4 separate regions of the Mus musculus genome follow, and regions 1, 2 and 4 are each linked to region 3. Evidence: chromatin loops called from intact Hi-C (ENCODE). Cell type or tissue: left cerebral cortex. All regions are shown on one strand.

Region 1 (8,000 bases), 120 kb before region 3:
ATAGGCAAAAAGACAAAGAAGTTATGGAAGACGGTAGAAAAGTATTTTTCTCATACAGCCCAGGACCACCTTTCCAGGGAATGGTGCTACCCACAGTGGGCTGGGCCCTGCTCCATCAATTCACAATCAAGACAGTCTCCTACAGACTTGGAGACCGCAATCTGATCTAGGCAATTCATCAATTGAGAATCCCTTCTCAGGGACTCTAGGCAGTGTCACATAAACATTTAAGCTAAGATAAGACAGTCCCCTGTCAAGGACACTCCTTATGACCAGAAGACCTCTGTATCAGCTTCTTTTATTATTGCTGTTGACAAAACACCCAATAAAAGCAACTTACAGAAGGGGTTGTTTTGGTTTGTGATTTGAGGGTACTGTCTACACTCTACCATGACAAGAAGACAAGGTGACAGGAAAGTGACAGCTGGTTACTGCTGGTTACTTTCTGTCTGCAGTCAAGAAGCAGACAGAAGCAAGCTGGTGCTCAGCTCCTTTTTCCTTTTATTTATTTATTTATTTATTTATTTATATTATTATTCAGTTCTAGACACTAGCCTAAGGAATAGTATTGATGCCCATTCGGAGTGGGCCTTTCCTGCTCAGTTAAACCTTTCTGGAAACACCCTCCCAACCACGCCCAGAGGTCTGTTATCATGGTGATTCTTACCTCTGTCTGCCTCAAGCTCCACCTCTTAAAGTTGACACTGCCTTTCAACAGCTCCAGGAGCTGGGTGGATCCAGGGGGATATTCAACAGCACAGAAGATTGTTGTGATCTTTGAAAATGCCTCCAGGGACAACATTCCAGGAGGCAGAAGTCATTCTCCCGTAGCTAAGTGGACAGAGTAGATAAATATCTGCAGAATGATGCCTATAAACTTCTGCTGTTTGAAATCAAGTCTGTGGTCATTTGTCATAGAAACCTAGGTCATTGGTTCTCAGCCTTCCTAATGCTGCTACCCTTTAATACAGCTCTTCATGTTATGGTGACCTCCAACCATAAAATTATTTTTGTTGCTAGTTCACAACCGTAATTTTGTTACCGTTATAAGTTGTAATGTGAATATCTGTGTTTTCCTATGTGGTATAAGGAGACAGACCCCTGTAAAAGGGTCATTCAGCCTCCAGAGAAGTCGTGACCCAGGGGGTGAGAACCACTGATCTAGGGGATGGCTGTGGAAGGCTTAGGGCATCACTAGGTGTGGCCTCACCATTGGAGTTGTGATCTAAGGTTCAAATGCCCAGATGGGAAGTTACAGGGAACCATGGGCATGGGTGATGGTGACTCCATGTGCAGACTTAGTGCAAAACACAGCTGTGTCCTCAATGGGTATAAGAGGAAATGTATTATTTCCTTCTTCTGTGAGTGTGTGTATTATGGATGCCTGTAGGCATGTATAGGGGGACATATTGGGGGATAATGTTCATGCACATAGAGGTTTAAGGTTGGTGTTGGGAGGCATTTTCCATGGTTCTTATTCACTGAGGCAGGGTCTCTCAATCAAACCCAGAGCTCACCAATATGGCTCCTCTTAGTAGCCAGATTGCTCTGAGGTCTTATGAGTCTGCCTGCTAAAGCTGAAATTACAAGCAGGCTGCCACCACCAACTGACATTTATAGTGGGTTCTGGGGATCCAAACTCTGATTGCTCATACTTGCAAAACATAGCATGCATTCTCTGTCTCTGTCTCTATCTCTGTCTGTCTGTCTGTCTGTCTGTCTCTCTCTCTTTCTCTCTCTCTCTCTGTGTGTGTGTGTGTGTGTGTGTGTGTGTGTTTTGAGACAGGGTTTCTCTGTGTATCCCTGGTTGTTCTAGAACTCACTCTTCTGTAGACCAGGCTGGTTTCAAACTCAGAGATATGCCTGCTTCTGCCTCCAGAGTGCTGGGATTAAAGGCGTGCACCACTAACGCCTGGTCAAGATAGTTTATTCTTAAACTGAATTTTATTGACCACGGTAGGGAATATGGATTCAAGTCACCTCAAATAACAAGTTTCAACTGGGAAACAGTTCTATGAAAATGTTTATAGTTACAGAACAAAAAAAAGTCATAAATTAAAGCATTTTCTAAGTACATTGGTGATGACATTGCCCCTAATTTCCCAGCGTTCACTGTGTTGTGGCTACGAGGCTTTGATTATCACAGAGTCATAAATACGGGAATCTCAAAAAAAAAAAAAATCCCAGTAGCCATTGGATTAAACATTCCTACACAGAGTGAGAAAACAGGGGTGACAGCTGGGTTTACTTGATGTCCTCAGGGAAATAGTGTTATTCATTTAGGAAGCCACATCCCAGAGCCCAGGGAGGCCTCTGGGTGGGTGAAACGCTCCCAGAATCCTCAGAAACCACATACAAGTGGGTATGGGACCATGCTGCCTTATTTCCAGAGCTGGGGAAGCAGAGACAGGAACCTCGGGGCTTGTTGGTCAGTCAGGCTCGCAGAATTGGTGAGCTCTGGGTTTAGTGAGAGATCTTTAGTCTAGGAAAATAAGGTGGAGAGAGATTGGGGAAGACACCTGATATTGACCTTACTTCTTAGATAGACAGACAGACAGACAACAGACAGACACACCCACAGAGAGAGGCATAGGGCGGGAGGGAGAAGGAGATAGAGAAAGAGGGGGGGCAAACATATTCAACTACACACAGTAATTGCAGGTCATGGGCACACATCTTTACATACATTCCATGTAGCAAAATGGGAAGAAGCTTGTCGTAGTTAGGGTTTCTACTGCTGTGATGAAACCCTGACCAAAATCAGCTTGGGGAGGAAATGGTTTATTTGGCTCATATATTCTGAGTCACAGTCCATGGAGGGAAGCCAAGGCAGGCACTTAAGACAAGTAGGAGCCTGGCAACAGGAGCTGGTGCAAAGGCCATGAAGGAGTACTGCTTGCTGACTTGCTCAGCCTGCTTTCTTATAGAACCCAGCACCATCAGCCCAGGGCGTGGCACCACCCATAACTGGCAGGTTTCCCTACTTCACTAATTAAGAAGATGGCCTACAAGCTTGCCTACAGCCTAATCTTATGGAATCTTTATCAGCTGAGGCTCCCTCCCCTCAGATGGCTGTAGCTTCTATTGAATTGACATAAAAGTACTAAGCACTTCAGAATGCTGTGCTCAGTGGCTACATCTAGGCAAGCTCCTGACTCTCTCTCTGTTCTGGAACTTTTCCATTGAACTGTCTGGATTTGTTTTTCTTTTTAAAGAATGTCATGTTTGGGGACTGAAGACATTGAGAGGGTTAGGAGTGCTCGTTGCTCTTGCAAAAGACTGGAATTCAGTTCCCAGCACCCATGCAGGAGACTCACGGCTTCCTGTAACTCTAGCTAGCTTTAGGGCATCCAAAGCCTTCTTCAGGCCTTCAAGGGCACCTGCACCCATGAGCTTCTCTTCTCTTCTCTTTCTCTCTCTCTCTCTCTCTCTCTCTCTCTCTCTCTCTCTCTCTCCCTCTCTCTCTCTCCCTTTCCCTCTCCTTCCCTCCCTCTCCTCCCCTCTCACACACACAAATAATAAAATAAGATAAATCTTCAAGAAAAGAATGCTAAATTTACTTGGACCCATAACTGTTCACACTGAAGAAACTGTCAGGCAGTGTTTTGAATGGGAAAATAGCAAGCCTGTCACATCAAGGGAAACAACTGGTGGTCGTTGTTGCTACTGATGGAACTGGAGCTTTTAAGTGAAAACTCTGAGTTTTAGAAAACCCTGCCACCATGATATAGACAGATTCCCAGCAATTGAAGTTCCTGGACGGGGTCAGAGATATAGTGACTTTGATTTCCTGATATTGTGCAATAAAGTGCATTGATATTTGATAGAGGTAAATAATTCTTAATTTGGCGAACCAGTCTGTTCCAGATGACCCATGCATGTTAGTACAAAACTGTAAGTGGGGAAAGACATATTTAAAGCACAGGATGGGTGACTGGGTTTCAATGTTAGTCTCTGTGAAGCTATGATGGTGTTAAATTCCACATCATGATTCACCTTCAGCAACCCTGTCTTAAATATGCATGTAAGTATGTATGTATGTATATGTATATATGCATACACACACACACACACACACATATATACATACACACACACATGGAATGGGGTGTGCACATGCCATGACACAATGCACGGAGTTGGACTACTTCTGTGGGCTTTAAAACCCATTCCTTTGTCATTTTGCTGGGCCAAGTTCATGGAGAGATAGTGAAAATGCCTGCATTACTCAAGTACAGAGAGCCACTGGTGTCCCTTGAAAATCAAGAGCCAAAGGTCTTGGTTCTAAGAGTTAAAAATAAACAATGACCTCACTGACTTGAGCATCCAACTGGACACATCCTCTAGCTTCCTGCTCTGAGCTTCACGCCCACGAAGCATGAGTGGCTTGGTCCTTCTAGCCACAATAACACTCACCCTCTGCTGTCCTGCCTTGAGGTACCCAGTTCCTGTACCAGGAGCACCTACCCCTGTACCTCCCTCTGCCACTGAAACCAGCCCTTTCTTTCTATTCCGTCTTTTTCTTTTGTCTTTGGGGAAGAATCCCTTTCCACTCTGGTTTTGGAGCCACTAATTTTTTTTTTTTTTTTTTTTTTTTTTTTTAGTGCGTGTCTGTGTGGGTGAATGTGTGGAGGTCAGACGTCAGAGGGAGATTTGCAGAAGTCAGTTTCCTCCTTCTACCATGTGACATGGGTCCGTGGGTCCCAAGGATTGAACTCAGTCCATCACACTTGGCACCAAGCACCTTTACCCACGGAGCCATCTCACTCTTGAGAATGTATGCTTCTTGAAAGCAGGGAAGTTGTTTCATCTCTTTTCTTCCCTTGGAGTGACACTCCCAAGCCTCCAGAGATGAGTGGAGTGGAATCTGGAAGCCCGACAAAACTGCCTATGCCCCGGGGCCCTTTGTGTTGCCAGACACTCTTCACTAGAGGGCGCCCTCAGCCGGTACCAGGACAGAGTCCTGTCCCTCTCTCCCTCTGAGATGGGCGGGGTCTCACTGTGGGAGGAGCCTGATTCACTATGGCTTCCCAATTTGCCACATCAGATATCCCCCTCAGCTGGTGGGACACTCCTACTAGTGGGAGAAATCCTCTCCATTACACAAGTGGAGAAATGAAAACAAGCTAGAATGGAGGAAGTGGAGTACCAAAAAATGTTGTATGAGGCATGGCTGGAATCTGGAACCAGTCTCTTTCTAGACTCTAGGGTTCTGCTTAGAGACAAATTATCCATTCCCACATTCTCTCAACAAAACCTATTTAACACCTACTATGTGTTACGAGGGGGGGCTCATTGGTGAGCTAAATGCACAGTCTACTTTCTAGCCTGGTTCAGCACGCCTAGGCAGCCTGGTCCTTCCCGCTCTAGCCCTTTCCTCCCGAATCTTTTCCTTCCCCAGCAGCCTCCCTGCACAGCCATCTGCTGAAACTCCGCTTGCCCTCTTGCCCAGGACACAAACAGCGAGCAGTCCTCAAAGATGGGATCCAGATTCTTTGGCACCTCTGTGCAACTCCCACCTGGGTTGGGGCACGTGGAGGTGGGGGGGAGTCCTTCTCTGAGACCCCCTATTCTTTGGGGTTTCCTTTGGAAAAGCTTAGGCCCTTGCTACGTGCACCCCAGGACTGGGGAAATGGTTCAGTAGTTTGCCAAAGAAGCATGAGAAGCAGAGCTCAGACTGTCAGGACCTACACAAAAGCCCTGCAGGTATGGCAGCCTCCTGAGATCCCAGCACTTAGGAGGCAGAGATGGGGACCTCCAGCGTAAGCTGGCGAGCTAAACTTGTGGAATCAGGAGCTCTAGATACAGTGAGAGACCCAACCTCGATAAATAACAGAGAACAATTGAATTGAAGAAGACTACTCTGACATCAGCTTCAAACTTACATACACACACACACAGACACACACACACACGCACAAATATACACACACATAGATACACACATTCATACATGTGCATATACACTACGCATACCATATGCTCACACACACACTTGCACACACATGCACACACATGCACATACTTTCTCTCACAAACATACACACACATGAATGAACACACACACACACATATTCACACACATACATATATACACATACACGCACACACACTACACACGGCACACCTGACATACCCCTCGATACACACACGCAAAAGAAGAGTCCATCAAGACTCTGTCCTCCTGCCTCTTAGTCACCACATTCCCAAGGACAACACAAACCTTGGAATGCAACCCCATGAGAGCTGGATTCTGTGGGAGGGGCAGCAGGGGCGCATTAATTCACTCTTCTAGCACCAGTTACTAGAGCATCTCTGGGAATGAGCTGTCTCTTTGTGTCCAGGAAAGAAGGCACAGCCTCTTTGTCTTTCTTGGAAGACCCTCAGGGATGCGTTCATTGGACATGGCCTCTGTGATTCTTAGGGTTCACTTTGGTTGGTGGGCTTATGGAAGGTAGCTTGGCTCCCCCACCCCAACAGCCCTGTAACAGCACCCCTGTTACAACAGCCTGGCTTCCTGGAGACCAAAACCACAAGCAGAAGGTAGAGGCGTGAGACACTCACAGGCTGGGCCTGTGTGTAGGAGAGAGAGTGCGCAGCACACAGGGCACTGAGAACAAGAACAGAAAGGGCACCACGGGTGAGACAAGCCATCGGTGGCACAACCGTCTCCCGGAACCAGGATGGCACTTCCTATGGGCAGGCGTGAGTAGCAGTGGAGACAGCACCAGACATGTGGCTCTTCCTTGGGATCGCTGGATTGCTGACAGCAGTTCTCTCAGGTAGATCTCTTCTGTCACCTCCTACAGCTCGTGCTAGGGGACCCGGGTTCTGTCTGCTTGGCCCCTTGCTAGCTGTTTCCTCATGGCCACCTTTGTAGAGCCTTTTAACCTAAGACCATCCTGGTGTGACAACAGCTTGGGGCTTGAGGTGACGCAGGGACCCCTTAAAGGGCCGGATGATGCTCTCATCATAAAAGGCCTCCTGGGAGTGAGGTGAACGAACCTCATGCCTGACTTGGGGCCTAGGTCTGAGGAAGGAGCTCCCCACGCATCCATAGGTGCAGGAAGCACCCGCTTCTCCCACCTTCTTACCATCTCACAGGAAGGAAGGAACGACTCCTTTGAGAGGGAGGACCAGCCAGCATCAGTATTTTCCATGTTAAGTCCCAGAGTGGGGTTCACCAGGACCAGAGACAGAATCCAGGGAGACCCAGGGGACTTCACTCTTAGTGACTTCGGTTCAACCTCTTGGATGAATTTGAGACACAAATGATCAAGAAGGCTTTTGAGTTCCTGAGCTGCTAAGTGCTGAAGTAGTCTTGCATAGTCTGGACTAGGGTTCTGGAGCAAAGGCCCAAGGTCGCCAGATACTTGATAGAGTGCACAGGCCAAGCTAGCAGAAACAGGCAATACACAGAGACTCAGGAATCCCTGTACATGGCAGGCATTCACATTTCAGGGTAGGAAGATGGTATAGAAACAGACTTAGGGTCTAAGGAGTTAGGTCTGCCTTACAGAAGGGGAGCCCAGGCAGAGGGATGGGGACATAAAGCTGGTCAGAGGTTATGAGCACTCGGGGAGTTCTGAAGTGTCTTCTTTCTGTCTGGATCTTCAGGCATTTCATCCAAGTCCCCTGGTGTTAATTGGCATGTGTTTTGCCCAGTAGAGGCCTGGGCTTTTGCTGTCCTTTCTTGACCAGCTGTTTCCAAAGCACTGGCTCTCGGAGCTCAGCCTCCTTCTACTCAGGCCGACGGCAAGGCCTTCTGCTTCTTCCTATCCATCAGTGCCACCACCTCTGCCTCTCTTAAGAGGCCTGACACAAGATCAGGCTTAAGTCCTAAAGGAAAAGGTCTGCTGACCGCTAAGACCGGGGCCCCAAACAAGCCAGCTCCTTCTCTTTCCACTGCTTCCCAGTATGGATGAGGGCTGGGGCTGAGCTGAGCACGGAGCCCTTTGGGCTGAAACTGAGAGGTCCTTGGTCTGAGATGATGGGTCCAG
Region 2 (8,000 bases), 150 kb before region 3:
CCATCTCATCAGCCATCTCTGTGGCCTGCTTTGCCCTGTCTGGGATTGCTGCCCAGTTGCTGAGTGCCCTGGGGCTGGATGGTGAGTAGCGGGAATGAGAGATAGCCAGCTGTGCCTGACCTTGCTGTTAGCGGAGGGGGGGCTATCTGCGTGGGGCTAGACAGATGTTTGCTGATGTCCTCAGAGGTACAGTAAAAGGGGAGGCTAGAGATTCTTACCACCTTACAGAGGTTTACTTGTGTTGGACATTGTGCAAAGATGTACTGTCTCCTCTTTGGTTAACCACAGCCTGTGGAGGCACACACACTGTTCTCATATAACAAATGAAGCTCCATTTCCAGTAGTCTTCCGGGAGTCCCAGTCGGGAAGATTGGGATTCAAACCTGTTTCCCAGGCCTGTAAGGATGGGCTATGCCTTTGTAATTATGGCTGTTGGGTCCCTTCTGCTTCACTCTTTCTTGCCCCTCTTTGCCCTCACCACATTGCTAGATTGCTGACTCTGTCCTTTTCCCTTTCAGGTGAACAACTCACCCAGGGCTTGAAGCTCAGCCCTAGCCAAGTCCAGACCCTTCTACTGTGGGGAGCAGCAGCACTGGTCATCTACTGGTTGCTGTCCCTGCTCCTAGGCTTGGTCTTGGCCTTGCTAGGGAGGATCCTGGGGGGTCTGAAACTTGTTCTTTTTGTCGCTGGCTTTGTGGCCCTGGTGAGGTCTGTGCCCGACCCATCTACCCGGGCCTTGATGCTCTTGGCCTTGTTAACTCTCTTTGCCTTGCTGAGCCGGCTCACTGGCTCCAGGAGCTCAGGGAGCCACCTGGAAGCCAAGGTGAGAGGGCTGGAGCGCCAGATAGAAGAGCTTAGAGGGAGGCAGAGGCGAGCAGCCAAGATGCCCAGGAGCATGGAAGAAGAGTGACAAGGGCGTCCCCAAGAGACACCCTCACCGTACCAAAGAGCTGAGCTGCTTCTGGGTCTCACGGACCTCCTTGCAGCCCCCTTGCCCTTTCCTTGCCTTGTGTCCGGAACCTTCACACCTTTACCCCTGCGCTAGCCCCTGGCTGAGAGGAGAGAACCTGTCCTCTGCCGGTGCTCAGTCAAGTGATGGCTCCCTGCCCTTCTGTGCTCCCAGCCTGCCTCCCCCAGGGCAGGTTGGAGCCCTCAGCCCTGGCTTCTGCTCTCAGCCAGCACCACTGCCCGCTGATCTCCGTGATGATTAACCTGCTGCTTCCTTACACAAGGCCTGCCCAGGCTGAAGCTCCTGTTTGACCACTCCCCCCCCCCCCCCCCAGCTCTTTTCTTCCTGCTCCCAGCCACACTACCATCCCAAGTCCCTTGCGGCCCTCTCTGTCTTCCTCATTGCACTGCAATGGGCAGGGGTAGGAGATTGGAGATAAGGATGAAGGGGGAGGAAAGGGTCCCTGGAGGCCTGTGCATCTATGCTCTGTTACAAGTGCCTTAGCAGGAGTCAGCAGCACCCTCCAGGTGCCCCTTGCCACACTGAATGTGGGAAAGTGTGCTGTGGCTACTTCGTGGTCAGAGTGAGCCCCTTGCAGAATCCCCACTCCAGCAAACAAAGCAACGGCCCTGCTGGGATTGTCGAATCTCCCTTGAGGGTTTCAGGGACCTTGAAAAGGGCAGGAGGACCTGCTGTCTTGCAGTTTTACCCCTGTCCACTCTCTGCCATCCAGAAGCAAGCGTTGGTCAGTGTTGTGTCCCAGTAGCTGGGAAGGGCACGGCTTTGCCCTGATCTGTTCTGCAGGGCTAGGAGTGAGCCTGCCACTAACCCCTCTCCACCACTTGCTCACTCTTGGCCTTGGCCTTGGCCTTTAGGTCCCTGGTGGAGGGAGATGACCCATGCCAGGTCCAGCACAAGATGTGAAGATTAAATGCCTATTCTTACTGAAGGTTTGATGTGGAATCATGGCTGCAGTGATATGTTTTTATCAGCGCTTGGTGGTTTTAAAGTGCATGCTATTTTATTATCTTCTTCTGAATAAAATGTATTTACTCAAAAGTCTCTGCTGACAAACTCTCTTCCTTCTGGACTTCTAGCAGAAATCTGTTGGGAGGAAGGGAGGGCTCAGGAAGGCAGGATGTACCTGGTACCTTTCCCCCTAGGACTCTGGAGGGAGGCATGCACTCTCTTGGAAAGCTTGCAGATCTGGCAGCTCTGTTGGGACTGAAGTTGCCCCTTCCTGCAGGGTGCTTATATTGCTAGCTTGGGGAACCTGGAAAAACTGGCTTCCCTCCCAGACTCAGGAATTTACTGAATAAGGTTCTCAATGTGGCTCCAGGTGGTTCTGCTCTTTTGTGTAAGGCCCGGGCACGTTTCTGTTTCTTTTTCCTCTTTAAGTTGCCATGGAGATGCCAAATCTGGACCTCTCCCAACACTACCTGAGGGCAAGGCTAGGTGGCACTGGGAGTCAGGACTCCCTCAGAAGGGTTGACCAGCCTACACCCTTCATCCTTAGGGACTCTTTCTGGGATAGGTTTGGGCATGAGACAAGCTGCCTCCACGGATGGCCTAAGGTGGTCTGGCCTGGTTTGGCCTCTCCTTTTCTGCCCCAGCAGCTCTGTTCTCTTATGTCCCTGAATTCTAGATGCCTTCACAGGTGAGATGCCTGTGGGGAGGGTATGAGGCAGAGGAAACGGGTTTTGTTTGTTTTTCTCCTTGATCATCGGCTTCCACGAGGAATCCCAGAACGCACCTTGTGCTTCCTGGCAGAGGACATCAATCTGCTTAGTCTCCAGGGACGCTGCCTTATTCCAATCCTAGGCACCCTAGGCACGGGGCCACGCTCTGGGTTTTGGGATCCGCAGGGCACTAGGACCCGGCGGGGCGAAGGGGACAGCCCATGTGCCTGCGTTCCCTCCCACCCCACTGCTCCTGCTCCATTGTCTGGGAACTGCAGCCGCGGGCCGGCGGCGCAGGGAACTAGCTGGCCACAGCGGCTGGCGCGGAGCGGGCGCGGGAGATGTGGGGACAGATTGCAGCCACCTGAGCCGCGCGCCGGTTACCCTCCTTTGGTGGGAAGGAGTGCGCCTCGATGACTGAACGCAAGGCTGCGGCCCCTCGGGGGCCCTACGGTGCCTGGTTCTGCCTCCTGGTGGCTCTCGCCCTGGAAGTCGTGAGAGGTCAGAGGGAAGGGAGGGGTGGGGAGGGGCGACCTGGCCCTGTCCGTCCGAGGCCACGCGCCATTGATGCCCCCAAGCCACTGGACTCTAGAACTAAACCTAGAGCGATGCCCTGGAGAGGTCTAACCTTGGGAAACCGGTTCCCAGCCAACAGCCCTTTGGCTTTCTTCTCTGTGCACCACCTAGATGCTCCTAAAGTCTTTTCACTCCCATCTTCACTAGCCCGGTCCCAACTCCTCTGCGAGCCCCTCTCCAGCCGCGACATCTAACCCGGCTGCCCTGCTTCCCCGTGCACCACCTCTTCCTAACCTGCAGTTCTAGTCCCCAGAAACCCGCTGGTTAGTCACAGGAATGCAAAACAGGCTCTTTGCCTGAGACCCGAGAGATATGCCTCTGCCCCCCCCCCTCTCTCCCTTTCCCCCTCTCTCTCTCCCCCTCTCTCTCCCTGTTCCAAGGAGATCTCCAACATTGGAGTCTTCTGGGAGAGTCCCAGCCTTGCCTTTCCGAGCCCTTGTGGGTGCACCCATCACTGAGTACGAAAGGGGCAGCAGCTACCGCGTGCCTGCCATAAGCTGGGGCTGAAAGGTGGAAGATGTTATGGGAATTGGGAGATGGCGAAGTAGTCTCTACCTTTCTGCCCCCATCAAGAGGGCTGGATTCTCCGTGATGGGAGACCATGGAAGTCCGTGGGAGTCAGGCTACTGAGCATCTTGTAATTATGGAAACATTGAATTAGAAGGTGGACCGGAGCCACCCTAAGGACCAACAACAGTCACTCACTTGTTACCCTTAGGGATACTGGTGCGCGGGCGCGCGCGCGGGGGGGGGGCACTCTAGAGAAAAGCCCCGCCGTCCCAGCTCAGCTGTGGGGCTGAGAGAGCTGGTTCTGGAACTTCTTTTAGGTACCTGCTCCAAACCCTGCAGAACCAGTGGGGGTCCTAATAACCCCTCCACAGTGAGGGAAGGAAAGCTTTTTCATTTGGCTCACTAACAATCTCACTTCCAGTATGATCTACACCAAGCTTCCAAAACCCTCCCCTGCTCACCGGGTTATGAAATACTCCCACCCCTTGTACCAGTGAGGAAGGAAACCCAGGCTCCAAGATGCTGGTGACTGGCCCATCTTTCATGGAGTAGAGCTAGGGCATAAAGTCAGATCTCTCCCCTTATCCCCCAAACCTCTTCAGGGAGAGTCATGGGAATTACAGAATGAGTAAGACAGAGCCTGGGGTTCACATAATACAGGAGAGGCAGCAGAGCCAAGCCCATGGACTGCACTTGGGGTTCCAGGTACTCTGGAGAAACGGGAGGATTGTTCCCCATCTTAGAAAAGCAGTAGCAGCAAGCAGAGCCGGAACAAGGTGTCCAGCAAGGGGCTGAATGACCACAGAAGGCTTCCTCGAGGAGGCAGGGTGTACTCTTGACCCTGAAGGAGGGTGGGGGCACAGTGTGAAGGCCACATGGCATGCTGGGGTTGCCCTGGATGGAACGGCTGGGTAGCTAGGTGGTGAGATCCTGACTGGCCTCTCAGGTCCACTGCAGGTTGGAGAACCCTCATACATCATTTTTTACATCCATTAAGTGGAATTTGTAGTAATAGAATTTAATCCAAAGAATTGTGTGGGAACTGAAAGACTTACTACATGTAAAATTGAATCTGTGTGGGGTTAAGTGCTTTAAAAATTGTTACTATTTGGGGATGATAGTACAAATCAATATAGCCATAGTGGACCTTTGTGCTTTTTATGAACAAATATTCCATCTCTTCTGGTTCGTGTTCCCACCCTTAGGGAGTGCCAGTTGCTGCATGGACCTATTTGGTACCCTCCCAAGTGTCATTGCTGAACCCCAATCCCTAGCTAGGACTAGGGCTTGGTCCCCAGAATGGGTCAAGTTTGGAAATTTGATGTGGGTGTGCCATGACAGTAATTGGACTTGGAAGGGGTGACCAGCCATGTCCATGAAAGGACACGGACACAGCAAAAACAGACTCCATTTCTACAAAGCTCAACTGGGAACCATCTTTTACTGAGTAGTTCCCAATGCAGGAGGAGCTGTGTCCTCCAAATGCCCTATCTGAGGCAGGGATATGTAGGGGAGATGTTGAAAAGGCTCTGCTGGAGGGAGAGATAAGTTCTGGGTAAGATAGAAGGAATAGCTGGGAAGTTTACATCCGATCCCTGACTCTCCAACTCTGACTGCTTTTAAGAGGCTCTCAGTACCTCAGTCACCTCGTCTGTGAAATGGGATGATTCCTCTACATCTGGGAGATGGTACATTTGTAGTCCACTTTGCCCTCTCCCCCCCAGCCCCACACTGAGAATGAAGCCCACCCAGTCCAACCTCTGTGAGTTCTGTAGCTATCTGACATCTCCTTTCCTTATTCCTCTTCAGTTAGCAGTAACCATGATACCCTGGACCCCATCTACCTGCCAGTGGCCCTGGAACTCCTAGATGCCCCTGAGCATTTTCGTGTGCAGCAGGTGGGCCATTACCCACCTGCCAACTCTTCCCTGGCCTCCCGCTCTGAGACTTTCCTGCTCATGCAGCCCTGGCCCAGGGCACAGCCGCTTCTCCGGGCCTCCTACCCACCCTTTGCCACTCAGCAGGTAAGGCTAGGGCCCGGGAACTCCCAGGCAAATCAGAGTCATGGGGTTCTGGGGCTCTTCTCATTCTCCTATCTAAGTACCAGCAAGGGATTGGGCACATTAGGGTGATGTGGCCATAGACACCTTTTCCCCATTCTCTACACCGAGATTAGAAGCCTGAAATCCCACCTTCCCAGACCTGGCTATGGTGTTATCTGCCTCTCCACTCGACCCTACAGATGAGCATGTTTGCCCTTTTCCAGGTGGTCCCTCCTAGGGTCACCGAGCCCCACCGGCGGCCTGTCCCTTGGGATGTGCGGGCTGTTTCCGTGGAAGCAGCGGTGACTCCAGCAGAACCCTATGCCCGTGTCCTCTTCCACCTCAAAGGGCAGGATTGGCCACCAGGACCTGGCAGCTTGCCCTGTGCCCGACTACATGCCACACACCCTGCAGGCACTGCCCACCGAGCCTGCCGCTTCCAGGTGAGTGGGTTGTTTCTGTTGCTGCACCATGCAGGTGTGGTGCCAGGGTCTAAAGGAAAGGACCCTACCACAGTCTGAGAGTCTAGGGCATCGCCACCTGGCTCTGTTTTGGTTCCCGATTGCCCTAGGAGAGGGCTCCTTGAGGATTTCAGTCCATGATGCATGGTTTTAGGGCACATAATTCCCACCTATAGGGAACTGGAGAAGAAAGAAATGAAGCAACTGTCAGAGTCGCTGTCACAGAGTCATTTACCTTTGTGTGTGGTGACGGAACTTTTGTGGGTTCTATTTTCATTATTGTGCAGTTGAGCCCAAATACCCACTGGAAAGAGCCGTTCCTTTTCTCTCCTCTCCTCTCCTCTCTTCTCCTCTCCTCTCCTCTCCTCTCCTCTCCTCTCCTCTCCTCTCCTCTCCTCTCCTCTCCTCTCCTCTCCTTTTCTTTTTTTTCTTTTTTCTTTCTTTTTAATCTTTCATTTATTTTATATGAGTACACTGTAGCTGCCTTCAGACAAACCAGAAGAGGGCATCAGATCCCATTACAGATGGTTGTGAGCCACCATGTGACTGCTGGGAATTGAACTCAGGACCTCTGGAAGAGCAGTCAGTGCTCTTAAACTGCTGAGCCATCTCTCCAGCCCCAAGAACTGTTTCTTGATATTCTGAGCTCTAGGCAAGTCCTGGGATGTGGTAAAGATTATCCCATTTTGCTCTGAGTCTGTTCAAGAAGAGTGACCTACAGAGTAGTCTGAGACCCAGATCTGGTGGGTCCCAGGAGACATCCTTGGTTCTGCCTTCCATAGGTTTTTCTGCTAATGGGAGCAAGTCTCCTTCCCACCCTTCTCAGGGCCAACCACAGCCTTTGCTCTCTTTTGTGTTTGCAGCCATCTCTGGGTGCCTGTGTGGTGGAACTGCAATTCCCCTCTCACTGGTTCTCCCAAAGTGCCACCACAAGGGCCGAACTGGCCTACACGCTGGAGCCTGCAGGCGAGGGCCCTGGGGGCTGTGGCCTTGGCACAGAGGAGGAACCCAGGGAGCAGGCTCTCCCAGTGGGTGGTGTGGAGCTGCACCCTGAGGACCCCCCACAGTACCAGGAGGTACCTCTGGATGAAGCAGTCACTTTGCGTGCACCTGATGTGCCAATGAGGCCTGGCCAGCTCTTCACTGCCACCCTTCTGCTTCGACACAACTTCACTGCGAGCCTTCTTACTCTGCGGTGCGTACCAGGCCCCTGTGGGTGGAAGAGGTAATAGGGGCTTAAGTGGGAAGACAGTGGGTTTCTAGTTTTCCTGTGGTCTTGCTGGAGCTCTGGGTCTCCACTAACAGTGAGTTCTGCATAAAAGTCCTAAGTAGTTTATTGCAAGATACTGTGCTGGGTACAATCCAGAAGTAGAAAGACTCCCTGGGACTTTATGTCCTGGGGTAGAGGAGGCAGGAGAGGCTTGGAGCCTGAGAAGTGTAGTGTCCAGTGCTGGGTTATGCTCAAACGATGTTAAGATGGGTATGGCTTGAGTTTCTCCTGCTTGGGCGGGGGCTTTGGACAAAGCCCACTCCTTCCCATCAAAGACACCCATTCTGTTACCTTTTCTATAGGAAACTACTCCCAAGCATCCTCTGTCATACCCAGTGAAGCTGGCAAGGATGTGTAGTGTAACTTCCCCTCTACATTTGTGGGTCTCTGGGAGTCTCACCCCACATGACTCCCTACCTACCCCTCAGGCCTACTCAGTCTCTGCCATCCACTGGCTCCACAGATCTTTCAGTACAAGTCCTGTGTCTCCACACTGGAGCTGTTGCACAGAAG
Region 3 (8,000 bases):
GGGTACTTACAAGGACTTATTTCTCAAGTGTATTTTTAATATATTCTTTGTAAATAATGTTTTTTTCTATGTTTCAAGAACATGAGCACTCCAGGCTGCTGTGCCCAGGGACCCACCCTCCAGACTTTCTAACGGGACCATAGCTCACCTGCGCCAAGGAGAGGCCCATTTTCCCTGCCTTCCACACTCCTCATCCAAAGACACCTTCTCCTCCAGAGCTCGGGGCCCGCTGGCCAGCAAGGGCACTGGTACCCTGTCCCCACCAGACCCCAGCAAGGGCACTAGTACCTTGTCCCCTCCAGACCCCAGCAAGGGCACTGGTACCCTGTCCCCACCAGACCCCAGCAAGGGCACTGGTACCCTGTCCCCACCAGACCCCAGCAAGGGCACTGGTACCCTGTCCCCACCAGAGCCCAGCAAGGGCACTGGTACCCTGTCCCCTCCAGAGCCCAGCAAGGGCACTGGTACCCTGTCCCCACCAGACCCCAGCAAGGGCACTGGTACCCTGTCCCCTCCAGAGCCCAGCAAGGGCACTGGTACCCTGTCCCCACCAGAGCCCAGCAAGGGCACTGGTACCCTGTCCCCACCAGAGCCCAGCAAGGGCACTGGTACCCTGTCCCCACCAGAGCCCAGCAAGGGCACTGGTACCCTGTCCCTACCAGAGCCCAGCATAAAGGGACATCCAGGCAATTCTCACCCACCAGGCTTCTTACTCCTTACAATAGTTAGAAATCCCCCACATAGTCAGTCAGCTAACCCTCAAGTCAAGGAGCGGTAGAATGGAGATGGGTATGGTCCTAGAGTCTAAATAATTCCCTTCAATTAAAACAGTCTCCTCTACCATTCAGATATCCTTGATGATGGGCTAGGGGAAGACACCCCTACCCCCGGAGTGCCCACCCATACCCTACCCTACCCCTGCTCCCCAGTCTAACCCAGGGATAGGTTGTACCTTGGCCATGAAGCCTTCAGGCACAGTTTTCAGTGATCCACATACAGCAGCCAACTCTGGGAAAGCAAAAGTCACTCTCCCATATTGGGGGGCAGGGGGGAGAGACAGAGAATCGGGGAGCTAGGCTCACCATCACTCTAGAAATCTGCCTAGTATTCTGCCCTTCCTACAACACCCTCTGCCCACCCAAGCCCCACTTCTATTAATTTCTAGTTATATGTATATGATGTGTCTTTGTGATTGGATGTGCAGGGTCAGACCCCTAAAGCTGGACTGTCACCTGATAAGGGTGCTGAGAACTGAACTATGGTCATCTGCAAGAGCAGTATTCACTCATAATTACTAAGTCATCTCTCCAGCCCTAGGTCTCCATCCTAACAGCCCAGCTCACATATCAGCTACTAATCACAGTAGAACTCAGAAACAGGAACTATCACATGCCTGCTCATACCTAAGGGAGTGAAGGAGCCCCATGACAGGGAGCTAAGAGGTTGCTACTAGAAAGCAGAATCCAAGGCAGCCACTGCCTCCCATGGTGTCTTTCTTGTAAAGCTCTTTATGTCTACCAGCGATCTCAAAGCTTCCAGAGCCTATTTAACAGAAAAATACACCAAAAAGCTTAGCAGAAAAGGAATCTTTAAAAAACTGTTTGTGGGGCTAGAGAGATAATTCAGTCAGCAAAATGCTTGCACTGTAGTCATGAGGACCTGAGTTCAGATCCCCGGCACCCACATAAGAAGCTGGGCATAGCAGCAGGCACCTAAAATCCCAGCACCGGGGAGGCAGAAACAGGCCGAGCCCTGGAGCTCCCGGGCCGGCTGGCCTACCTCAATCAGTGAGCTCAGCTTCAGTGAGAGACCCTACCTGTCTAGGCCGAGAAGGACTGAGGAAGACCTCCATATAGGAATACACGTAAAACTCTCAAGCTATGTGGGCCTGGGAGATGTGTCCCAACGAGACCTGCCAGGTCACACAGCCCAGGAGGAACAATCTCATTCCTTACAGCTTGTCAAGTTCTAGGCTCTGATGTAGGAGCAGGCCCTCAAGGAGCCAGCACTGCTCTTCCGCTGGGAAGTTCATGGCACACATCTCAGCCACCAAGGCTGCCCTGTTGCATCCTGGGCTGCGTTGGGGTTTCCATTTTACATCACTGGAACAGAATAGGAACTGACCCTCCCACTCCTGGGTACCCTACCTTCCTGCCCACTTTCCTGTCACTGGGCAACCTCTGAAGGCACCTGTACACAGATAATTCCAGTGCCTCCTCCTCACAGAGGTCAAAGAAACTGAAAGCCTAACAGGAAGCTTCCTTAGATCACTAGGCAGCAATCCCTGCCTCAGAGCTGGAGGACTCTTCAGGGCTCTTCCAGCCCCATTCTGTACCCAGGGCCTGTCACTGTTGGAGTGCAGCAAGAGGTCTACGTGATCTGGTAACTATTTCAGAGGAGCTAGAAAGGACCTATGACATCGTATGCTGCCATGTTAGCAATGCAGCCGGAAGGACGGAAGGAGGAAGAAAGGCAGAGGGAGCCTCATGCAGATCACGTGGCTCTCCAAGTCCTTTCTTAGAAAAGTTGGCCCTATGCCCCCGCCACCACTCTGGTATAACCCAAGGCAGGTGACTTAACTCCTGTGGTAAGATCTTGGCTGTGTCCTCAAGTGGGACTTCTATGCACCACAGTGCATGGTGCAGGAACCCTACAGCCCTGGGACTCAGTGGATCAAAACCCAAGTCCTATTTCCATGTGTAACCTGGTCACTGCTCCATTTAAACAGGCCTGCCTCCTGTTTAAACCTGGGGCAAGGAAGGCTAGGGTGGCTGTGGAGAGGGCACTAGGAAACACATGCCATAATCCTGGTGATCCTTAGCACCTCTGGGCTTCTATCACAGGCAACCTATCTCTATCACCTTGCCAGGAAGAAAGGGCAGAGAGCTGACTCAAGGAAACTGCCAGGAACCTGGTCTCCCAAATCCTCCTAGGCTTCTGAATAACCGTTCTCCAACAGTGCTTAAAGAAATGCTGTGGCGAGCACAGCCAAGCCCACAGCAGGCCACTTGGTCCCAGAGACAGACAGACAGACACACACCCATACACACACATTCTCATTCACATATTCTCTCCTCCCTCTCTCTCTCTCTCTCTCTCTCTCTCTCTCTCTCTCTCTCTCCCTCTCCCTCTCCCTCTCCCACTCCCTCTCCCTCTCCCTCTCCCTCTCCCTCTCCCTCTCCCTCTCCCTCTCCCTCTCCCTCTCCCTCTCCCTCTCCCTCTCCCTCTCCCTCTCTTGGTTTAGAAAAATGGATAGACTACAACCATGCTCACCAGGTGACAGGAACACTTACCTCCCAACCTGGACTGAGGCACTGGTGCCCCCTGGTGGAACTGAGTAGCTAAGCATGTAGCCTAGAACAAAGCAAGCATTGTAGGCTCCAAGAAACAGCCAAGGAAAACCACAGAAAAGAAAGTAGAAAGAGCCAAACCCTAGGAAGACGTGGAGTGGGAGGGTGGGGGGAATCAAGAGGTGGCCACCGATGGAAGGTGCTCTACAGACTAAGGCTGCAGAAGTCACCACCCCACAGGTGGTGGCCTACCTGCTCTCAAACTCATCATGGACACCACAGACCACGGAACTCATCAACATTTATTGTGGCAATTGCACAAACAAATGGGCAGTCATTATCCAGTTCAGCAGCAGTCTCACAGATGCCATTAGTGATTCCACGCTATAAATAATTTAGGAGAAGCAAGCAGATGTGGTAATGCACCCGTGGCCGGTGGGCAGAGTGGCACCAGAAGATGGGGTTCCTCCTTGACCCCCAGCACCTTGGCCCACCAGAGGCTGGGTACCCAGGCAAGGGATGTTTCAAGGCACATACAATTTCCTAACCCGTAGCAGCTCCAGGGTCCGCCCTGAGACCTGATTTACATCTGGACCAGCCACACAGATGCATCACCTGCTGCAACCCCTGTAGACTAGTGTAGTCACTTTCATTACTAAGCAGGCTCCAGCCCACCCAGAGCCGGGGCTGCACTCACAGTCCCTACCCTTTACATTCTGAGAATGAGAGTGTAGAGAAACCAACCCCAATGTAGTGATGATGTCTGGGAAGCACCATGGGGGTGTTCTGTCTGGTGTCTGTTCTGCGGGGACACTGGGAAAAGGAAGGAGATAAACAAGAGAAAGGGGGCTGCTAGCAAATAAGATTCAAGGCACTAAAGGAGTGGAGGGGTGGGTGAACCTCAGAAAGAGCCAGCCAGAAGTGGAGGGCCCTAGGAGTGAAAAGTGGCTGGGAGGTAACCCTGGTCCTCCACTCCAGCCCGGGGCTCCAGGGTGACCTCTAGGACGTCCAACCATACAATTTGAGGCCTGGGTTTCCCTTGGCATCCCCAGCTCTCTCACCATACCACTGCTGCTATGGTCTCTGCCAGCACGTAGGACACGCTTGCCTGACATTGGCACGGCAGCTAAAATATGGCTTTCAGGAATCAAAGTCCACTTTTCGTAACTGTTCCTTCCTACGACCCGACCGTGGTAAATAAGGTAGAGCATCCTTTAGTGGACAGACAGAACTCTGTCATCACTTGGCATGTGATTCCACATCAAACATACCAAGCTCCAAGGGACAGCCTGGATGAGCAGGGTCCGAGACCCAGGGTCACCCTGCATCAAGATTATTCTACATTGGTTCAGCTGTCAGGGATCAAGCGCAGGTAGCTATGCAAAGACATGAACACACCCGTTCATGCAGACACCAGAGAGCCCTGGGCTCCCAGCAGGCCACTCAGGATGTGCTGAGCAGTCCCTGGCAGAAGGAGCTCCCAGAAGGACTCATGCTGCACTCTTCAGGGCCTTTCAGGAGGCCTATGTGCTTCCAACTCGAGGCTCGGGGCTTCTGTGTGTCCCAGCGTTTCAGGGCGCATCACCACCACGTCCAGTGTTAACCTCAAATCTCAGCAAATGGAGGCCAAAGGCTGTGGTGCAGGTAGAAGGAAGAAGGTGGACACAGACCAGGACTAATACCTAGGCCAGGCAGGCCCTGGAGGGTGGAAGCCATAGGAAGGGGTTGTCCCAGGAGGGTATGGAGGTTGAGGGGGCACAGGAGGCTGGGGCTGTCCTGGGAAGCCCGGGAGCTGAGGTTGTGTTGGGTAGGGAGGTTTGTTTCCTGACGGGAGGTAGGGGGACTGCTGAGGATAACCAGGACCAGGGGTTCGGCCCCCCACTAAGGGGTACCCTGGACCAGAGGTACTAGTTGGAGCCGTAGGATAGCCAGGCTGGGGCGGGCCACTCCTCTGTGGAGACCAAGAGTAACCCACCATGGCCCTGGGTCCTGGATGAGGTGATGGGTAAGGACCCAGAGGCCCACCATAGGAGGAAGGCTGGGCCACCACAGGGAAGGGGGCTGGCTGCAGGGCTCCCTGGGCTGTCGGGCCCACAGGCAAGCCTGGGGATGGGCTGTAGGGCAAAGGGTAGGGAGTCACTACAGAGGGCTGTGGAGGCTGTTCTTCAGTCTCAGGCGGTGTCGCCTGGGGTACTGGGCGTGGGGGTGGCGGGCGCTTTGGAGGGACATCTCCAGCCAGCTCCGGCAAAGCTCGAGGCCGCCTCACCACGTCCTGGAGCTTCTCTACGCGGACTCGACGCAGGTGCAGCAGTGTCCTCATGGAGGAAAAGGACTCTAAGAACGTTTCCAACGGCACCTCACCTTCCAGGAATTTCTCAGCCATGGCCTACAGGACACAAGAACTGTTGACAACAGAGGCCTTCCGCAGCCTTCCCTGGCCCCCATTCAGAGTGGCTCCCTCACCAAAATGCCAGCTCCTTAACAGCAGGACCATGTCTTCCACGGTCACACTGTCCCCTACCCAGCACCGTGCTAGGTCCTTGGTGGTCACACAAGTCTGGTTCTGGACCTATGCTAGTGACTAGTATGCCGGCCCCTGCGCTGCACCCAAAACACAAAGATGTCTCTGCCCACTGACATAAAAGGCACATCCAGAGGGAGGAGACAGCAGAGAGAGCCCAGGAGAGGGCCTAGCTCTGTAACACCACCTATCCAGATGTGTGAGCTCCCTGGGCCTCCTGTCGGTCACTCATTCCTGATTCAACTGGGGTCCTGATGTGGTAAAGCCCCCTTAACCATGATTTCAGATACTAGAGATCCTCTGATGGTCCAAAAACACTGCATGGAAATTTCCAGAAATAATCTGTAAGTTTTAAGTAACTTTCGTTATAAGATACTGTTATAACTGGCCTATTATTACTTCCTGTTCACGTATGTGTATGTTTGCATGTATGAACACACATGAGTAAGGGTGAACACGCACACGTATACATGTGGAGTGGAGAGGCCACCGTCAGGTATCATTGCTCAGGCACTGTTCACCTTCTTTCCTGAGACAGAGTCTATTCCAAGCTCACCAATTCATCTAGACTGCCTGCAGAAACCCCAGGGGTCTGCCTGTGACTCCCGCCCACCCAGCACTGGAAAGGCGAGCATGCACAGCTTTGCCTGGATTTTTACATGGGTGTGGGGGTCAAAGCCAGGTCGGCATGCTTGTGTAGCAAGCACCCTGTCCCCTGGACTACCTCCCCAGCCTGTGGTTGCTGTTGTCAAGCTCTCACTGAGCCTGCTTTACACACTATATATTATCATAAGCATGTGTACAGGAAAACAGACTGTTGACACAGAAGAGAGTGCTGGCTGCTTTCAAGTGTTTACCGGGGCCTTAGAACGTGTTCCTATCCTGTCCTGCCATCAGTGTGTCTACCAGCACCCCAGTGCCATCTACTCAAGCCGCACTCCAAACCCTTCTGCTCTATGGTTCTTGGTCTCACCTGAGACCTGACTCCGAGGCCCACCACCGTTCAAGGGATTAGGATGCCACTCCCCACCTCACCTCAGACTCCTCCTCGATCTTCATGCCTTCGATCTGCAGAAGGTCCAACAAGGTCCCAGGCTGCAGTGCCGAGGAAAATTTCTCTGGAAGGAAGGGCAGAGAGGTCGACATTTCAAAAGCACTGCTTTAATTAAAGCTGAGGACCCTGATTTCAGGGAAGACATGTGACATGCCCTTTGTGTGCTTGGGCCTAGCCACTATAGATAGAGTCCCTGCTGCTGGTTCTGTGAGCACTCAGGACTCAGCCACAACAGGCCCCAGTGGAGAGAGAGTCCCTGCAGCTGGTTCTGTGGGGTCCTTTTGGTTCATGTAGGCGTTCACCATCTTGGTGAAGAGGAGCTGAGGGACAAGCTCAGGTCTTGGCCAAGCAGCTGCCAAGGGCACAGCCATCCAGGAAGCCTTCCTACCTCACAGGGCCTAGGTCAGCTCTGCAAGGCTCGGGGCTAAGTTGGCAGAGGCAGTGAAACATACTGACTGCCTAGATTCAAATCCCATTCCAGGGCTAGAGAGATGCTCAGCTCTTAAAGGCTATGCTTGCAAATCCCAACTCCATCTCACTCTGGTGGGATGACCTCAGGCAAGCCCTCGGCCGGCTCCAGCCTTGTTTTCCTCATCTATAAAAATAGTAAGTTCAGGACATTTTTAATACTATGAAAATTATCACCAGGGTATACAATAAATATAAATACTCAAACATTTAGACTAACTACAGTACCTACACTTTTGCTTATTTGCTTATTATCATGTAAAAACATGCAAAGCACAGTGGCTACAATGGCTGCTGGCCCTCTCCGATTCTGGGTATCTAAGCATCCTTAGTATTCCAGCTGCCTCCCTCGTCCTCCTTTGAACAGAAGTATCAATCAGCAGGGGAGATGGCCAGAGTGCTTGTCTGTGGTCGGCTGTCCCTACCCAGCTTGGCTTTCTGCTCCTGGCACCGCTCCACAAGCTTCCGCAGCTCCTGGTATTTGTCTGAGAGGTTAGAGCGGCTGATTTCCAGGGGACCTTGGAACTCCAGGTTCTGCTCTGCCAGGCTCCGGTTCGTGGCCAGTGCCATCTCTCGTTCTAACTGCAGGTCCTGAACCTAAGGAAAGCAGGACAACTGACAATGAGCTTAACTGTAACTGGTCAGCCTCCAGCAGGGGGTGCTCCTG
Region 4 (8,000 bases), 170 kb before region 3:
ACTCAGAAATCAGCCTGCCTCTGCCTCCCAAATGCTGGGATCAAAGGTGTGTGCCACCAAAGCCCAGCAACCCTCTTTCAAGACAGGTTGTTTCATCAGATTGTCATCCCACTTTTTCAGCTTTACTCTGACCTGACCCTACTCTGGTACAGTTTCTTTCCCTCTTCCCTCCTGTGGGATGCTCCCACTCTCAGGATCAGTCACCAGGACTGAGACTTTGCTTTCTCTTTTCCAGTGCTCCTCAGTTCCCAAGTGCATCCACCTCCACTTGCAGCCTCTGCAGCTGCCCAGTCAACTCTGAAACGCTTTCAGAAACAAGTGAGCTACAGTAAAGATTTATTTATTATTATAAAAATATTTATTTTTAAAGATTTATTTATTATTATAAAAAAAGATTTTAAAAAAAGATTTATTTATTATTATAAATAAGTACACTGTAGCTGTCTTCAGACACTCCAGATGAGGGCATCAGATCTCATTACAGATGGTTGTGAGCCACCATGTGGTTGTTGGGATTTGAACTCTGGTCCTCTGGAAGAGCAGTCAGTGTTCTTAACTGCTGAGCCATCTCTCCAGCCCCCAAGATCTCATTTTTATCCTTAACTTTCAAGCCCCACGTTGTGTACCACTTGTAACTCATCTTTGCTACTTTGTGAGTTCTCCCTCTTCCTCACTTTACCTCCACTTTACCTCCTAACAGAAGATAGGAGAGAAACAAAGATAGGGAGAGAAAAATTAGAAAACTCCCTGAATCTAATTTCTTTCCTTTTGTGTCTTCTTTGGCACTACTAACAAACCACAACCAAACTCCCTAAATGACCAATAACCACTACTGCCAATCAGGAAGCTCTAGCATTTATTTTTATTTTTTATTCTCTCTCTTTCCTTTCTCTTTCTTTCTTTCTTTCTTTCTTTCTTTCTTTCTTTCTTTCTTTCTTTCTTTCAAGATTTTACTTATCTATTATATGTAAGTACACTGTAGCTGTCTTCAGACACTCCAGAAGAGGGCATTAGATCTCAATACAGATGGTTGTAAGCCACCGTGTGGTTGCTGGGATTTGAACTCAGGACCTTTGGAAGAGCAGTCAGTGTTAACTGCTGAGCCATCTCTCCAGCCTGAGCGCTAGCATTTATATACCCTCTGCAAAGTTCACAGAATTCCAAATGTCACACAATTGCAGAAACTATCTGCAGCAGGCAAAGCCATGCCTCACATCCCTACCCCTGGGATTAAGACAAAAGCACATTCTTCTAATAATTTTATGTTTTCCTTTCAAAAATAGTTTCATTCATTCTTATGAGTACACTGTAGCTGTCTGTCTTCATGCACACCAGGAGAGGGCATCAGATCCCATTACAGATGGTTGTGAGCCACCATGTGGATACTGGGAATTGAGCTCGGGACCTCTGGAAGAGCAGTCACTGCTCTTAACCACTAAGCCATCTCTCCAATTCCATCTTTTAGGGACTTGACTCAGGTAAAACTTGATCCTTTCAACACAGAAAAGAAAGTAAGGCTAGCTGGGCGGTAATAGTAGTATACACTTTTAATCCCAGCACTCCAGAAGCAGAGGCAGGCAGATCTCTCTGAGTTCAGGGATAGCCTGGTCTTCAGAGCTAGTCCCAGTACAGCTAAGGCTACACAAAGAAACTTTGTCTCAAGTCCCCTACCAGTCAAAAGAACCAGAGTTGAAGTTTATTAAAGATAAGTTGATACATATTTTTAGGAACATGATTTAACAGAGGGGGTGGGGGAGAGAGACAGAGACCAGGAAAAGAGTAAGACATAACCAAGTGTTTATATAGGATTCTGAAGAGGGAGTCACAAATAAGTGTCACACCATTAGCCCATATAAAACATCCTGGCAGCTCTCAAGTTATGCCTTAAAAGGGTTGTTAAGAATTGGTTTTTTTATCCTTTTCTCTCTTTCTGATTAGTGATATTATAGGATGGCTCCAGAAGTGACTGGGTTAGGAATATAATCTAGTAAAATATAACTATGAGCCACTAGGATTGCACCCTTTAGGGGAGGGCTAGGACAGGTCTTTCTTACTGTAAATGTAAGTTTCTAGTGAAGTTCTTAGAAACTTGTAGGTTTACAGCTGGGAAGAGAGAAACACCTAAAGTAGTTTTTGATTCTCAGTTGATGGGAGGTTTTAACAAGACTCCTAAGGGAAGTCCTCCTTTCCCTTCCAATGTTCCCATACATTTCTAATATGTGTGCCTATGTTAATTTCCCAAAAGGCACTTGCAAACTAAAACTAAGTCTAGAAAGAAACCAAAAACACCACTCCCACCCCCACCACCCCTGAGATCTTTTCCACTAAGGCACGCCTGACAACCCGGATTCAATCTCCGGGATCCACACAGCAGGAGAGAACTGACTTCCATAGGAGTATTGTATTGTGCCTGCACACCCGAACGCATGCATAGAATACATAACTACACGTAATTTTAAAATTTATGGGTTGGTGAGATGGTTCAGCGGTGAAGAGCACTAACTGCTCCTCCAGAGGTCCTGAGTTCAATTCCTAGCAACCACATGGTGGTTCACAACCCCCTGTAATGGAATCTGATGCCCTCTTCTGGTGTGTCTGAAGACAGCTACAGTGTATTCATATAAATAAACCTTTAAACAATTTTTACATCTCTGCCTACCTCATCCACAAAGCTACCTCAGTGTTCTAAGGTTTAAAACAAACAAACAAACAAAATAACCCCAGGGCACCTGGGTTGCTTTCCTTTCCCTAACAATTGTAAGCAAAGCTTTGGTGGTCACCCACACATTTTGGGTGAGGTTTTGCTCTCTTCCAGAGCATATGAGTTTCTCCAAGGCCGTACACCGTTCATGTGCCCACTAACACCTTGTGCCTTTCCCCCCTGATGTGCCATTTTTAGCGTGAAAGGTTTCTCAGCCCTCCAAGTGCTCGCCAGCGCCCCGCCTTAGGAACTGCACTTCCCGGGAGGAAACTGCCGCCCTAAATGCGTTGTAGACTCGGATCTGCACCGAATCCCGCATCGAGCACCAACTCTACCCACGCCACAGCCTCGACAGTTCTTTCTTTCCCCTTTCCTGCCAAAGGCTTCGCTTCCGTTCCAACTCCAATTTCCGGCGCCATTCTTCTCTTGGAAATATTTGGGAGGGAAAAAACACGTACAAACCATAATGGAGCGAGCAGAGCGCATGCGTCCACGATGCCTGCCAGAAAGACCTGCCAGTCTCCTCCGTCGACCGCCCCGCGCATGCGCAGACTATAAACCAACACCCCGGGAGTTGAGGCGCCGGTTTGGTGGCGCGTTTTCTAGCGAAGTCCCACGTGAAGGATAGCGGTGACCGGAGCAGGGTGAGTGAGGGCCGAGACCAGGGCTGTAGATGCAGCTTAAAGGACAGATTTGCAGGAGGTAACAGGGCGGAGCCGCAAGGCCTTGCGAGCCCTAGTGGGGAGGGGTCGAACGTGGAACGTGGGGCTTAACAAGTATGGGACCCAGATCCTCGTTGCTATGCAACCAGGGGCGTTGTTACTAGGTAACCCTGGAGGAGAGTGTTTCCCGGGATGAGTGGGTTCGAGCGCTGAGGTCTAGCCCTCCGGAGGGAGCAGCTGCCAGATTTGGGGGATGAGGCCAGTGCCGAACTGCACACCTCCCCCAGCCCCATGGTCCAGCCTCCTGCCGCCTCAGTTGGAGCCCCCCTCAGGGTATCCTGACCTCATGGGCCTCGCGACGCCACTATGGAGTGCTTGGCAGGGGATGTGCTGTTCGAAATAGCACATGCCACTGACCCTATTGCCTGGAGTCTGGGCCTTGGGAAGGGAGCGGCAAGGCTGCACACCCCCCCCCCCCCCCTTTGCAAACACCCTGCCCCACAAACAGTTGCTGGGTAGCAGCTGTCAGGGGTTTAGCGAGGGCTGCCTCCGACCTGCCAGAACGCTGACTTCATTCTCCTTAGTGGTGACTTCGCCACGTTTAGGACCTTCTATCTCAGCTGTGCTTCTCATGTGGCTGTCGTATATTTGGACTGACTATTCAAATAACCTCCTCCCCTTCCCTCCCCCCCCCCCCCCCGCCACCTCTCCATGTCTTTATGTCCTACACTTGTGGCTTCTTGGCAGGGCTTCTGATACTCATTTAGCAAGCACTTAGTCATTCTATGCTAGGTGCTGGGGATTCCAAGAAAAGTTAATGTCAAGTTAGTCTGAGAGTCACTGGGAGGCTGTGGGACAAACTTTGAACACAGTGCTTGCACAAATTATCTAACTTCTTGAAGTAACTCTTAACCCAGTTTCAACAGAACTTACATTTGAGGAGATTGAATTTCAGATAGGTTAAGTAACAGGTGTAAAGGTAGTGGCGGCTAACTTGTGATAGATCTGAACCTGTGTCCTTTGTACAGAGAGCTCTTAGGAGGCTTTGCTTAAAGTAGACTTTTCTCTGCGTTGCTGATCTTTGCAACCACTGTTTGATTATGCCTCAGGAATCCTGGGGAGCTTTAAAAACAAAACAAAAAGGCTGAGCTCCTCCCTGGGAGGGTCTGAGTGGGTTGCCTGGGTGGGGCAAACACCCTTGTTTAACAGGCTAGTCAGGCAGGTCAGATGGGCAATCCAGAGTGAGGATTGCAGATCCACAGGACTGCAGTGAGTAGTGAAGGAACCGTGGGGGCCAGCAGAGGGCACCAAGTTAGTTCTTGCCCCTGTAGTGATTTATAGCGAGAAAGGAAAAAGAAGAGGAAGGAGCACTGACTGGAGGTAGTGTGGACAGCCCCACCCCGCCCTGGCAGAGCAAACCACAGCTGAACATAGAGTGACGTCTCACCACCATAGTAAGTAAAGCAGTTCCCCAGCTGAGACTGTCCCTACTAAGCTGAATTGCAGCTGTCTGAACAGGAGTGGCCAGTCTCAGTGCTATCTCTGGCTGTCCCTTCTTACTCTCTTGGTGTGTAACCTGTAAACTCTCAGCGGGTGGGTCATCTTCCAGTATGAAGGCTTTTCTTGGGAGGTTTGGGTGTCTTCGGCTTTACGCTCGATGGTAGGTAATGGAACGGTATGTTCCCATAGGCAGAGAGCAGGTCTTACCAAGGCAGTGTGGACGTGTGGGACAAGCAAAAGGGCAAGCCTGAGCTGCTGGACTTGGGGACACGGTCCCTATTTCTGTTCTCAGCAAAATGGGGTGTCATGATAACTATAGGGCTGGTGAGATGCTCCATGGGGGGAAGGGACCTGCCACTAAGCCTAATGAACTGAGTCCGATCCCTGGGACCCACATGGTGGAAGGAGAGAACCAATTTGTTTAAGTTGGTCTTTGGCTTCCACACATGCAAACATACACACTTGTATACACACACTGTTCTTTTGTAACTAAGTGGTAAAGTGCTTGCCTACCTGTTAGCTCTGAGTTTGATTTCCAGCTACACACACACACACACACACACACACAGATTGTCATAAAAATTAAATGAAGTAGACAACACTTAGTAAATTACGAATCACTATTAAAATTTGATAACTTATACACATTTCCATGTGTGGAGTACCTCCTGTTTGAGGAAACAAAAACGTTTCAGACATGTTCCCATCTTTCAGAGGCCAACGCTGTTTGTCTTTTAATGGCCATAGCATCTTTCTGTATTAATAATATTTTGATGAGTGCTAGTATGTATGTCCTTAATTGGTAGTATTTGCTTTTATATACAAAGCCCTGGGTCCAGTTCCTAGTGCAACACACAGGTAACACACACGTGGCACATACCTGTAAACTCAATACTTGGTGGAAGAAGGAAGATCAGGAGTTGAGAGTCATCAGCAGCATGAGGAGTTCGGGCTAGCCTGGGCTACATCAGGCCCTGACTTAAAGAGCAAAACTGCAAAGTTCTTGATGAGACATGAGGAAGCATGATGATGGTGGGTCAGATTCATATTGCCTGAGCCTCACTTAAAAAAGGAAAGGAAAGGAAAGGAAAGGAAGAGGAACTGATGAAGAAAGTAGCTTGCCAGTTTTCTTCACACCCAGTGTTCTCCAGAATCCTGTGAGATTCTGGCACACTTCAGCTCACCTAGAAGAGCAGTGCTGTCCTCAAGGTGGAGGGGTTAAGTTCAAGGTTCCCTAGACTGGGGCAGGTGGCTGCTTTAAGTTGAAACTGGCCCAGAGAACAGGCTGCTGTGGGAGTTGCAGCTCATGTCACCCTGACCTTCTAGTAGGGAAGAGACGACACCTGATTCCTCCTGTTGGAGGTCCTTGGATATAGGATCCAACCCAAGATAGCAGGCCTGTTCTTTAGGGCCCCAATCATGATTGTGACCCAGATACCTTAGGAACCAACCCATGTTTTCCGCAGCTCCTACCAGTGGCAGGCAGGAACCATCTGGCTCTTGATTTGTGCCAAAGAGAAGAAGATTCTTTCAGCTTGAGGCTTTTTCACTTGAATTGTGTGTCCTGCAACTCCATTTGACCTTGGGGGGCGGGGTGTGTCAGGCAGCTGTTTCTGGTCCAGAAGCTACCCCAATGAAGTATTTTTAGAGTCTTTTTTTTTTTTGCGCCTTCTCTGCCCAAATGGTGGAACATCTTTCTATTCCCTCTCTGCTATCCAGATGACTCTAGATTTGCAGCCAATTCCCCCCAGTACTCTGGTAACCACACATACTTCAAACCCTGGCTTCTCCACCACCTTAGAGCCTCGGCTCAGCCTCGGCTCAGAAGCTCTGACTCACAGGACCTCTCTGGAGCTGCAGGTGTCCTTTTGAGGCCAAGGTAGAATGGGATTTACTAGAGTCCTTTGACGTTTCTCAGCAGAGTGGCAAAGAAGAAGTGGGCCTGCAAACATTCTTCTTACCTACTCCTTACCTGCTTCAATAGGTTGGTGCTTGCTGACTCCTCACTCACGTGTGGCATCATGTTGTGGATGAGATCAGAGCACAGAGCACAAGGTGCTTGGGCAAGTTTTCGCCATAATTCCCAGAGATGGTTGGTGAATGCCAAGTGTGTTCGAGCTTATGGATAATCTGTTATGTGACTTTATAAGTAACTTCTAAACTTGAACACAGTTCAGCAAAGAGGTTGTGGACCAAGAAGGAGTGCTCAGTAGATCTATCTGAACTCATAGCTTGATTTTCCCACACACTGCCTATCTTTCCTTGATTTCATCATTGGGATGACGGTGCCTACTCAATGATAAGTATCTGTCAGACTGAGAAAAGTAGTGCATGCAAGACCAGTGTCTTGCTTTTTATTCCTGATAATCTTTCGTTAAGGGCTGGCTGTTCCTGAACCCTTTGCTTATTTTGGCAATACGAAGTTGAAGTCATTCTGCATCAGTGGTGTGATAGATCGTGGTGTGATACCAGCAGTTTGCTTGCGCACACACACACACACCAGCAGCTGGTTTTCATCTACCCTTCCTTGCTCGGATCTCATATATCTCTTATAATTTAATGCATGGGAACGTTGCCTTTGTCAAAATCATCAGCATTTTGCATGGCTTCCTGCATCATCTCCAGAGGATAAAGGGGGAAAGCAGCCCTTTCAAATATACCGTCCATGTCAATATTTCCATTTTTAAGAAAGCCCTGTAGATAGCTAAAGGATTGGAGAGAGAGAGAGAGAGTAGTTGCCAGGGGAACCAGTCATGTCAACTCTTTTGTTGGTACCTCTCAGGAGAACAGGTGACTACTGATTGAGTTGATTCCAATGGCTAGAGATTTTGTTGATCACACTTATATAATATAATGAAACTTCTAGGAAAATACAGATAAGACCAGATTTAGAGAGCTTCCAGATCGCTAACATATGTTGGAGACCTTCCGAGGGTGATGTACCTAGGTAGGGCATGGTAGCTCTGCACTCCTTCTTCCAGACCTTGTGCTACCATCTTTACAGCTGGTGTTCATCAGTATCCTTTAAGTATTTGTGCTTATCCAGTGAACCTAAGCGCTTCTCTGAACCCTTGACTCTCTTCAGCCAGTTAATTGAACCTGACAGAGAGGTCGAGGAACCTTGACTTAGAGTCAGA

Evidence for each region. Peaks named below come from ENCODE experiments on the same cell type or tissue, not always from the same donor. Only the 100,000 strongest peaks of a DNase experiment are listed, where the experiment ranks them.
Region 1: it touches region 3 in a loop (4-fold over the local background); 22 of 42 quality-filtered maps call a loop at or near these places.
Region 2: a loop joins it to region 3, with 4 times the contacts of the local background. A loop is called at or near these places in 13 of 42 quality-filtered maps.
Region 4: it touches region 3 in a loop (5-fold over the local background); 15 of 42 quality-filtered maps call a loop at or near these places.

The regions. Positions count from the first base shown.
Region 1 is chr19:10,828,590-10,836,589 of GRCm38, reverse strand. Cd6 (CD6 antigen) reads left to right here and starts at 6,532. Exons shown (of 13, transcript NM_009852.3): 1 at 6,532-6,782. The coding sequence starts at 6,734. In left cerebral cortex, a CTCF peak has its summit at 4,933 (motif pointing right); a DNase peak (open chromatin) is centred at 4,939.
Region 2 is chr19:10,864,668-10,872,667 of GRCm38, reverse strand. It overlaps Tmem132a (transmembrane protein 132A), which reads left to right and starts at 2,889. Exons shown (of 11, transcript NM_133804.2): 1 at 2,889-3,129; 2 at 5,524-5,738; 3 at 5,981-6,199; 4 at 7,081-7,412. The coding sequence starts at 3,042. Tmem109 (transmembrane protein 109) reads left to right here. Exons shown (of 4, transcript NM_134142.1): 3 at 1-81; 4 at 519-2,008. The coding sequence ends at 910. In left cerebral cortex, no CTCF peak of the experiment used is centred here; DNase peaks (open chromatin) are centred at 2,867, 3,370, 3,798 and 4,173; H3K4me3 peaks cover 3,487 bases; H3K27ac peaks cover 2,955 bases.
Region 3 is chr19:10,710,200-10,718,199 of GRCm38, reverse strand. Vps37c (vacuolar protein sorting 37C) reads right to left here. Exons shown (of 5, transcript NM_181403.3): 3 at 7,759-7,930; 4 at 6,847-6,929; 5 at 3,572-5,676. The coding sequence ends at 4,966. It overlaps Cd5 (CD5 antigen), which reads left to right. Exons shown (of 11, transcript NM_007650.3): 11 at 1-57. Among named protein-coding and RNA genes, the nearest start is that of Cd5, 25 kb to the left of the region's middle. In left cerebral cortex, a CTCF peak has its summit at 3,334 (motif pointing left); DNase peaks (open chromatin) are centred at 2,393, 3,323 and 7,990; H3K27ac peaks cover 2,022 bases.
Region 4 is chr19:10,876,997-10,884,996 of GRCm38, reverse strand. It overlaps Tmem109 (transmembrane protein 109), which reads left to right and starts at 3,254. Exons shown (of 4, transcript NM_134142.1): 1 at 3,254-3,345. In left cerebral cortex, CTCF peaks have their summits at 2,931 and 4,638 (motif pointing right); DNase peaks (open chromatin) are centred at 4,096, 4,702, 6,369, 6,589 and 1 more place; H3K4me3 peaks cover 2,327 bases; H3K27ac peaks cover 2,723 bases.